3 separate regions of the Homo sapiens genome follow, and regions 2 and 3 are each linked to region 1. Evidence: chromatin loops called from intact Hi-C (ENCODE). Cell type or tissue: CD14-positive monocyte. All regions are shown on one strand. Region 1 has its middle 9.8 kb from the start of SLC25A51. Region 2 has its middle 92 kb from the start of SHB. Region 3 has its middle 24 kb from the start of SHB.

Region 1 (2,500 bases):
ATGCAGAGATAACAGGTGGTAGAATCATCAGGGTGAGTCCATCAGAGCCTAATGTGGTGCAGCCTGCCCTGGTGGGAGGTGGCCAGACTCCTGGGACTCCAGAGGCCTCATTCCGCAGAGGCAAATGAACAGGGCAGGGCAGGGAGGGTCTCCCCAAAGATGGGGAGATGCTGGCCACCTGTTTCCTAGAGGAGCTGAATTCTTAAGGAGAGAAGGGCAGGACACGAGTCTTGGCACAAAATCTGCCATTGTTTGCCTGCCACCATCGCCATGATGACAGCATTAGGCAGCCCAGGTCCACCTGGAAGGTCTGCGCCCAAGCCCCTCCTCACCTACACCTGAAGGGGCACAGCATTCCCCAGCATGTTGGGGGCCTGCTCTGGAGTGATTCCTCGACCCCCCCAACCCCCGCCCCCGCCTCCGCAGGAACTTAGTTGCCACTCCTCCCTCCCTTCTCCTTTTCAAGAATGTGGCTGTCTGTCTCCCCAGCTGGCCCCCTTCCTCCCCGACTCTCCAGGACTCCAGGGCTTTGGTTCACCTCTTCCCCTCTCCCCCACCTCCCCGATACATCCCAGTGTCCCAGAATCCACACCTCCAACTGTCAGGCTCCCTCAGAGCATTGACACCAACACCCCCATGCCCCAGCATACACATGCACGTGCACACACACACACCCGGGGAACGCCTGTGCTCGGGGAGGGCAAAGCCCTGGCACAGGGTCCTGGTGACAGAAAACATTCCTGAGCTTGGTCAGGACCAAGGGGCCACAGGCAATGCCAGTGCTCTGCCACCGGGAATTTCCTGAAGGGAGGGAGGAAAGGTCACCTCTAGAATGTGTTCTGCGTGGTGGTGGGTGGCGGTGGTGGCGGGTATTTCTCTTTCAGTTCAATTTAACACACATTGAGCATGAAACAGACAGGGCAAGCTGGTGACCAGGAGCAGGAGACTGAGCACAAGAAACCCCTTCCTCATCAGAGTCCACAGGAAGCGGTGGGTCGCCAGATGCCTTCATCCCTGCACAGAGAGCCAGCAAGGCGGGCCAGAAATGGAGGCCCAGACAGGGACAGAGGCATGCTCAAGGCCACACAGCAAGTCCCTCTCCACATGCCTTGGGGTGCTTGAGGGCGACCAGCTCCAAGGGTCGCCTTGGCCAGTGCAGCTCTGGGAAGACTAGGGTAGGGCTGGGGGATTCTTCTCAGAGTTGATGAGCCATTTCTTTCCTCATTGGCTCCCCCAAGTGGGAGCATCCCAGGCCTGTAGTGACTGGTGTCATCTCTGGCTTGGGGGACAGTTTCCTAAGCTGTGATCTGACCAGGATGGCAGGAAGCCACCAGTGTGGCTCTAGTGCCCTCGTGTGGTTTTCTTTAGTATTGCAGCCAGTCCCAGGGAGCAGAAATGCCACCTCCAAGTCACCCTGTCAGTTACAGAAGGAGAACTTCTGCAGGCCCAGAGAAGGAAGAGGAAGGCATGTAAACAGATAAACGGCAGGCAGTGCGGAGTGATGAATGATGGGTGCTCCAGCAGAAGAGACAGTAGAAGTGGCATCTGAGCCAGGCCTCAACACGCAGGGAGTACGGGCATCCTAGGCAAAGGAAACAACTTCAGCAAGAGCTGGGAGGCTCCCTCTGACTCCCGATCCAAGCTTTTCCCACTGCAGTGTACTCTAAAGTCAAGCCCATTCATGCCCACTGGGAAGGGAGGTCAGGCCGAATCAGAAGGGCTCAGTACGGAACAATTTTATGCAATATTATTTCAAAGTTACTGACTTCCAATTATAAAATTAATGTGTACTTTGTGGCCTGGCGCAGTGGTTCACACATGTAATCCCAGCACTTTGGGAGGCCAAGGCAGGCGGATCACTTGAGGTCAGGAGTTCAAGACCAGCCTGGCCAACATGGCGAAACCCCGTCTCTACTAAAAATACAAAAATTAGCCAGCCATGGTGGCTGGCGCCTATAATCCCAGCTACTCAGGAGGCTGAGGCAGGAGAATCACTTGACCCCAGGAAGCAAAGTTGCAGTGAGCCGAGATCCTGCCACTGCACTCCAGCCTGGGCAACAGAGCAAGACTCCATCTCAAAAAAAAAAAAAAAAAAACCACACAAAGTTTGTGCTTGTGGCTGGGCACGGTGGCTCACACCTGTAATCCCAACTCTTTGGGAGGCTAAGGCAGGCAGATCACTTGAGGCCAGGAATTCAAGACCAGCCTGGCCAAAATGGTGAAACCCCATCTCTACTAAAAGTACAAAAATTAGCCGGGTGTGGTAATGGGCACCTGTAGTCCCAGTTACTTGGGAGGCTGAGGCAGGAGAATCGCTTGAACCCAGGAGGCGGAGGAGCCAAGATCGGGCCACTGCACTCCAGCCTGGGTGACAGAGCAAGACTCTGTCTCAAAAAAAAAAATTTTTTTTTACTTGTATTAGTAATGGAAATTTGTATTTCAGGAAAACATAAAGAAGAAAATAAAAATTACCCTAAACTCAAAGAACAGTACATTCACG
Region 2 (2,500 bases), 250 kb before region 1:
CTTTTGCCTAAGCTCTTTTAGGTTGAGTTTCTGTCACTTATAACTATTACTAACATACAATGGAAGAGTGGATAACCATTAACAATTGTGATGTTATGAAGCAACATAGGAAAAAAATAGTTTGACCTAATAAAGGGAGAAAAAGAAAAACAGGCTGGGAGGCTGGGCACAGTAGCTCATACTTGTAATACCAGCATTTAGGGAGGCCAAGGCAGGAGGATTGCTTGAGGCCAGGAGTTCAAGACCAGCCTAAGCAATATAGCAAGAACTCCTCTCTACAAAATAATGGGGGGAAAAAAAAAAGCTGGGCATGGTAGTGCATGCCTGTAGTCTCAGCTAATCAGGAGACTGAGGCAGGAGGATCACTTCAACTCAGGCGATTGGGCTGCAGGGAGCCATAATCCTGCCACTGCACTCCAGCATGGGTGTCACAGAGAGATCCCATTTATATTTTAAAAAATTAGATACAACATTACATGTGCACTACATATACCAATGTATGTGCACAGGGAAACTGGAAAGGGATATATTAAAAGTTGTATCAGTGTCAGCGATGTGATATGAGTGATTATTTCCTCTATGCCCTTACTTGCATTGCTTTTCTTAAAATAAAATTCTGATTGAGGAGATGAGCCATAGACCAAACAACAGTGATGCTAAGTGAACACTGCTTGTTGCCCAGAGAGAGGGTAGATATGGAGCTGGGGAACTCAAGAGAAGGATATCTTTATTACCTCCAGCTGGAGAGATCAGAAAAAAATGACGAAGGAAGCAGCATTTGAAATGGGGTTTCAGCAACAGGAAGGACTTGAACAGGGAGCAAAGTGTGCCAGGTGGGAAAGAAAATTGAGATTGAGAGAAAAGGATAAATGGGCGTGGAAGAGCACCACATTTAGGGAAGGAGGAGACATTCCCTGTGGCAAGAGCAGAGGGTACAAAGTGGAGATCAGTAAGAAATCAGGCCACATTGCAGAGGTTTTAAGCTGGCGACCTTCAGGCCACATTGGCCCAGTTTTTTTTACTCACTGGTGGGGTGATCACATATTTCTAAATTAGGTGCTATGGCTCTCATCTCTAACCCTATCCCCTCTAAATTTGCCTTTTATGATGACAGCTGGGACACTAATATTCTGCTTGGCCTGCTGACGATCTCTTAGCCTCTGCCAACAGGGGGCGCTAGAGAGAGATCACAAGGTGGAAGAGCCAGGGAACCACACAATGAAGGTGGGAGCCCTTCCTGATCTGGCTTTAACTTGTAAGGTTCGATACGCACACGTCATATGATCCAGCAACCCCACTCCTAGGTATGTCTTTGAGAATCTCTTCCATGCGCCCTGGGAGGCATGACCAAGAATGTTCATAGTAGCGTTTCATGATAGCAAAATACTAGAAGCAAACCAAATGCCTAATAGCAAAAGAATAGATAATACGTGGTGTTTTACACAGTGAGATATTACACAGCAGGGAAAATGAATGAACTAAGCTACAGGCATCAACATGGATGAATTTTAGAAACAACGTTAGGTGAAAAAAAGTAATTTACAGAAGACTGTGAATATTTTATTGTAATATCAAACAGTATGATTTTTTTATAAAGTTCAAATGCAAATAAAAGTAAATAATATATGGCTTTGGAATATGAATATATGTGCTAAAACTATCACAAAACAGCCAGGAAATCATAAACACCAAAGCCTGGGTTGTGGTCATTTGTAGGGGAGGTGAGGGCTAGAATAAGAAAGAGGTACCCAGACACATGCAAGAGTACCAGGAAAGTTCTAGTTCCAAAAGTGGATGGTGAGCTCATGGGTGCTAATTTTACTATCATGTTTTGCAATGAATATATGCATTACAAATATTGTTCTATATATATATAAAACATTTCCTAATAGACATCTTGAAAAATTCAATCATAAAATAGCTTGTGACCAAGAAATGGTGTTTTCAGGAGGATCCTGTGGGCTCTGCCCACAAATGTACTGGTGGCTGAGGTCTGGGTGAGGATGGAGGTGCTGGGTTGGACTCTGGCCAGCACCATGTCCAGGTATCCCACCTGTTTGCTGCATCCCCAGGCACAGCCACCCTTGAGAGGAGTCAGGAGAGCCTTGACCTGGACATCTGGACCAGCTTCCAGTTCCACGTCTAGCTTACCGAGTGACCTTGATCAAGCTCCCTCACCTCAGTTTTCCCATTTGTACAATGGGAGAGTAGGGAACAGGTGATTACTCAAAGCCTTCATTCTGGTGTTATCGAGTGGCCCAGGTGCCTTGATGGAAAAGATGAGTTAGGAGCTTGATGGTCCTGCTGTCACCAGCTGGGGGACTTTGGGCCTTTTAAGAAGCAGCTTAACTTCTCTCTGCTTAGTTTCCTCATTTGTTAAATGGGGATGGATCAGGTATCTGCCTCATAGGATTATTGTGAGAATGAAATAAAATAATACTTGTAAAGCATCTAGCATAGAGTCTGGAAGAGAAAGCCCCCAGTAGACAGCAGCCATTGT
Region 3 (2,500 bases), 180 kb before region 1:
GCTGGACATTACTGAGAACAAGCCTTCGAAACCCAGCGCTCTCCCACATGCCCCCTTTTTTAATCTTACAATTGTAATTTCGACTTTTTTCTGAACTGATATAGCAATGTTCCTTGGAAAACCAAAAAAATTGAAAATGACATTTATCAAAGTCATTCTATCAACTTTGCTTTTCAGTTGGGTTTTTACCGAGTTTGACAAATTGGAGATACAGTAACAGCTTTCTAGTCCTTTCATAAATATATAGATCTGCAACCCTGAAACTTGAAAGGAAAGGAAATTATCCGTTTAAATAGACTGGGTTTGCCCGGCAGCTCCCTTTCCCCTTCCTTTCTCTCCCTATACATATTAACAGAATTTCATAAGATGTCTCCTAGCAGCGTTTCCACTACAATTAATTGCTTTTCACTCAAAGTGACACATCTAAGAAATGAACTAGCACAAAGAAAGATATATTTAAGAAATTGAGAGCTCAGTTAACTTTGCTACGGACTGCTGTGAAAAGAAGTAGCTCTTCTTTAGAAAAAGAGGGACTCTCGAAGATTAAAGTTTGCCTCACTTAGAAAAAGATTATAAGAAACAGAGCAAAATGTTATCAGGTGTTGCCTCTGGGTGATCGAAGGGTAGATACACATTTCCTTGCTTCTAATGCTTTTGTGAGCTTTCTACATGTTCAAAAATAAGCATGAGTTAGTCTTATAGAGAAAAGAAAAATATATACTCGGGGTGATGGCTGCTGAGATTAAGACCCCAATCTCACAAGTCATTTCCCACCTCTCACTTCCCACCTTTTCCTCGTGAAAACATCAGGGGAAAGGAGGGAGAAGGTTGTATCATTGAGAAGGCCTTGTCCTTAAGTGAGCAGATGAGAACTCAAGAGATCGCACAACTTGCCCACAGTCACGAGGTCATTGGCAAAGTTATGATTGCTCTCTGTGGCTCTAGGTTATCGGGTTATCTGCCCATAAAATTATGTGATACTTTTCCCATTGCTCAGTTCTAATAAATAATTAAAAAATGTTCTAAGGCAGTCCAGAAACAGGCACACCCATTAGAATAGATACTACCAAGGAAACAGAAAACAACAAGTGTTGGCGAAGATAGGAAGAAATTGGAAGCCTTGTGCTCTGTTGGAGGGAACATATGATTGTATACAACTGCTGTGGAAGCTAGCATGGTAGCTCCTCAGAAAATTAAAAATAGAACTAACATATGCTCCAGCAATTTCTCCTCAGGGAATATTTCCAAAAGAGTTGAAAGCAAGGGTCTCAAGAGATATTTGCACAAACCCATGTTTACTGCAGCATTATTCACAATAGCCAAGAGATGGGAACAACTCGACACTGACAGAGGAATGAAGACAATGCATATCCATATTATGGAATATTATTCACCCTTAAAGAGGAATGAAATTCTGATACATGCTTCACATGGATGAACCTTGAGTACATTACAGTAAGAAATAAGCCAGTCACAAAAATACATATACTGCATGATTCCACTTATATGAGGTATCTAAAATCATCAAATTCATAGAAACACAAAGTAGAGCGGTAGTTACCAGGGGCTGGAGGGAGGAGGTGAGAGTAGTTATTGTTTAACGGGTATAGGTTTCAGTTTTGCAAGACAAAAGCCTTCTGGAGTGCTGCTTCACAACAATGTGAGTATATTTAACATGACTGAACTGTACACATAAAAATGTTAAAACAGCCGGGCACGGTTTCTCACGCCTATAATCCCAGCACTTTGGGAGGCCAAGGCAGGTGGATTGCTTGAGTCCAGGTGTTTGAGACCAGCCTGGCCAATATGGCAAAACCCTGTCTCTACCAAAAATACAAGAATTTAGCTGGGCGTGGTGGCACAGGCCTCTGGTCCCAGCTACTCAGGAGGCTGAGGTGGATGACTGCTTGAGCCTGGGAGGCAGAGGTCACAAAGAGCTGAGGTCACCACTGCCCTCCAGCCTGAGTGACAGAGAGATCCCTTCTCAAAAAAAAAAAATGAAAAGAAACATGGTAAGATGGTCAATTTTATGTTATGTGGGGTTTTTTAAACCACAACTTTATAAATAAAAAGAATAGGTTGAAGACATAAGCAGGCCATTGTCTGTTTCCATGGGCTTAAATGCATTTCTATAATAACCCTGGCAGTGATCTGATTAGCAGGCAGCCTGTGGTCACCCTCTGTTGATCCCATTGTTTCCTTCAATGTGACACCTACAGCAGGAGCCAGACAGAGGTCCACTAGACATGGAGTGGCCATGGCCCAAGAACAGGGAGGGCCCTGACACCAAGCTGACTTCCTGTGGATGCCCTGTAACTCCTAAGTGAGCACCCCCAAGGAAAGACAGCGTTGGCCTCAGAGCTCAGCAGGTCTGAGCCTTTTAAGAGAAGAGGGGTTGGAGTCCGCTCCGGGAAGTGGAGGGCTGAGAGACAGAAAGCTAGGAAGAGTTACAGTCAGGCTCCTGCAGAGTCATAGATCAGTTGGGGCCCAAGGATTAATT

What was found. A loop is a pair of places that touch in the nucleus more often than their neighbours do. Peaks named below come from ENCODE experiments on the same cell type or tissue, not always from the same donor. Only the 100,000 strongest peaks of a DNase experiment are listed, where the experiment ranks them.
Region 2: a loop joins it to region 1, with 4 times the contacts of the local background. A loop is called at or near these places in 82 of 110 quality-filtered maps.
Region 3: it touches region 1 in a loop (5-fold over the local background); 69 of 110 quality-filtered maps call a loop at or near these places.

The regions. Positions count from the first base shown.
Region 1 is chr9:37,912,632-37,915,131 of GRCh38, reverse strand. No RefSeq gene overlaps it. Among named protein-coding and RNA genes, the nearest start is that of SLC25A51, 9.8 kb to the right of the region's middle. In CD14-positive monocyte, CTCF peaks have their summits at 1,160 and 1,360 (motif pointing left); a DNase peak (open chromatin) is centred at 1,371; H3K27ac peaks cover 558 bases.
Region 2 is chr9:38,159,484-38,161,983 of GRCh38, reverse strand. No RefSeq gene overlaps it. Among named protein-coding and RNA genes, the nearest start is that of SHB, 92 kb to the right of the region's middle. In CD14-positive monocyte, CTCF peaks have their summits at 952 and 1,152 (motif pointing right); a DNase peak (open chromatin) is centred at 1,183.
Region 3 is chr9:38,091,510-38,094,009 of GRCh38, reverse strand. No RefSeq gene overlaps it. Among named protein-coding and RNA genes, the nearest start is that of SHB, 24 kb to the right of the region's middle. In CD14-positive monocyte, no CTCF peak of the experiment used is centred here; no DNase peak of the experiment used is centred here.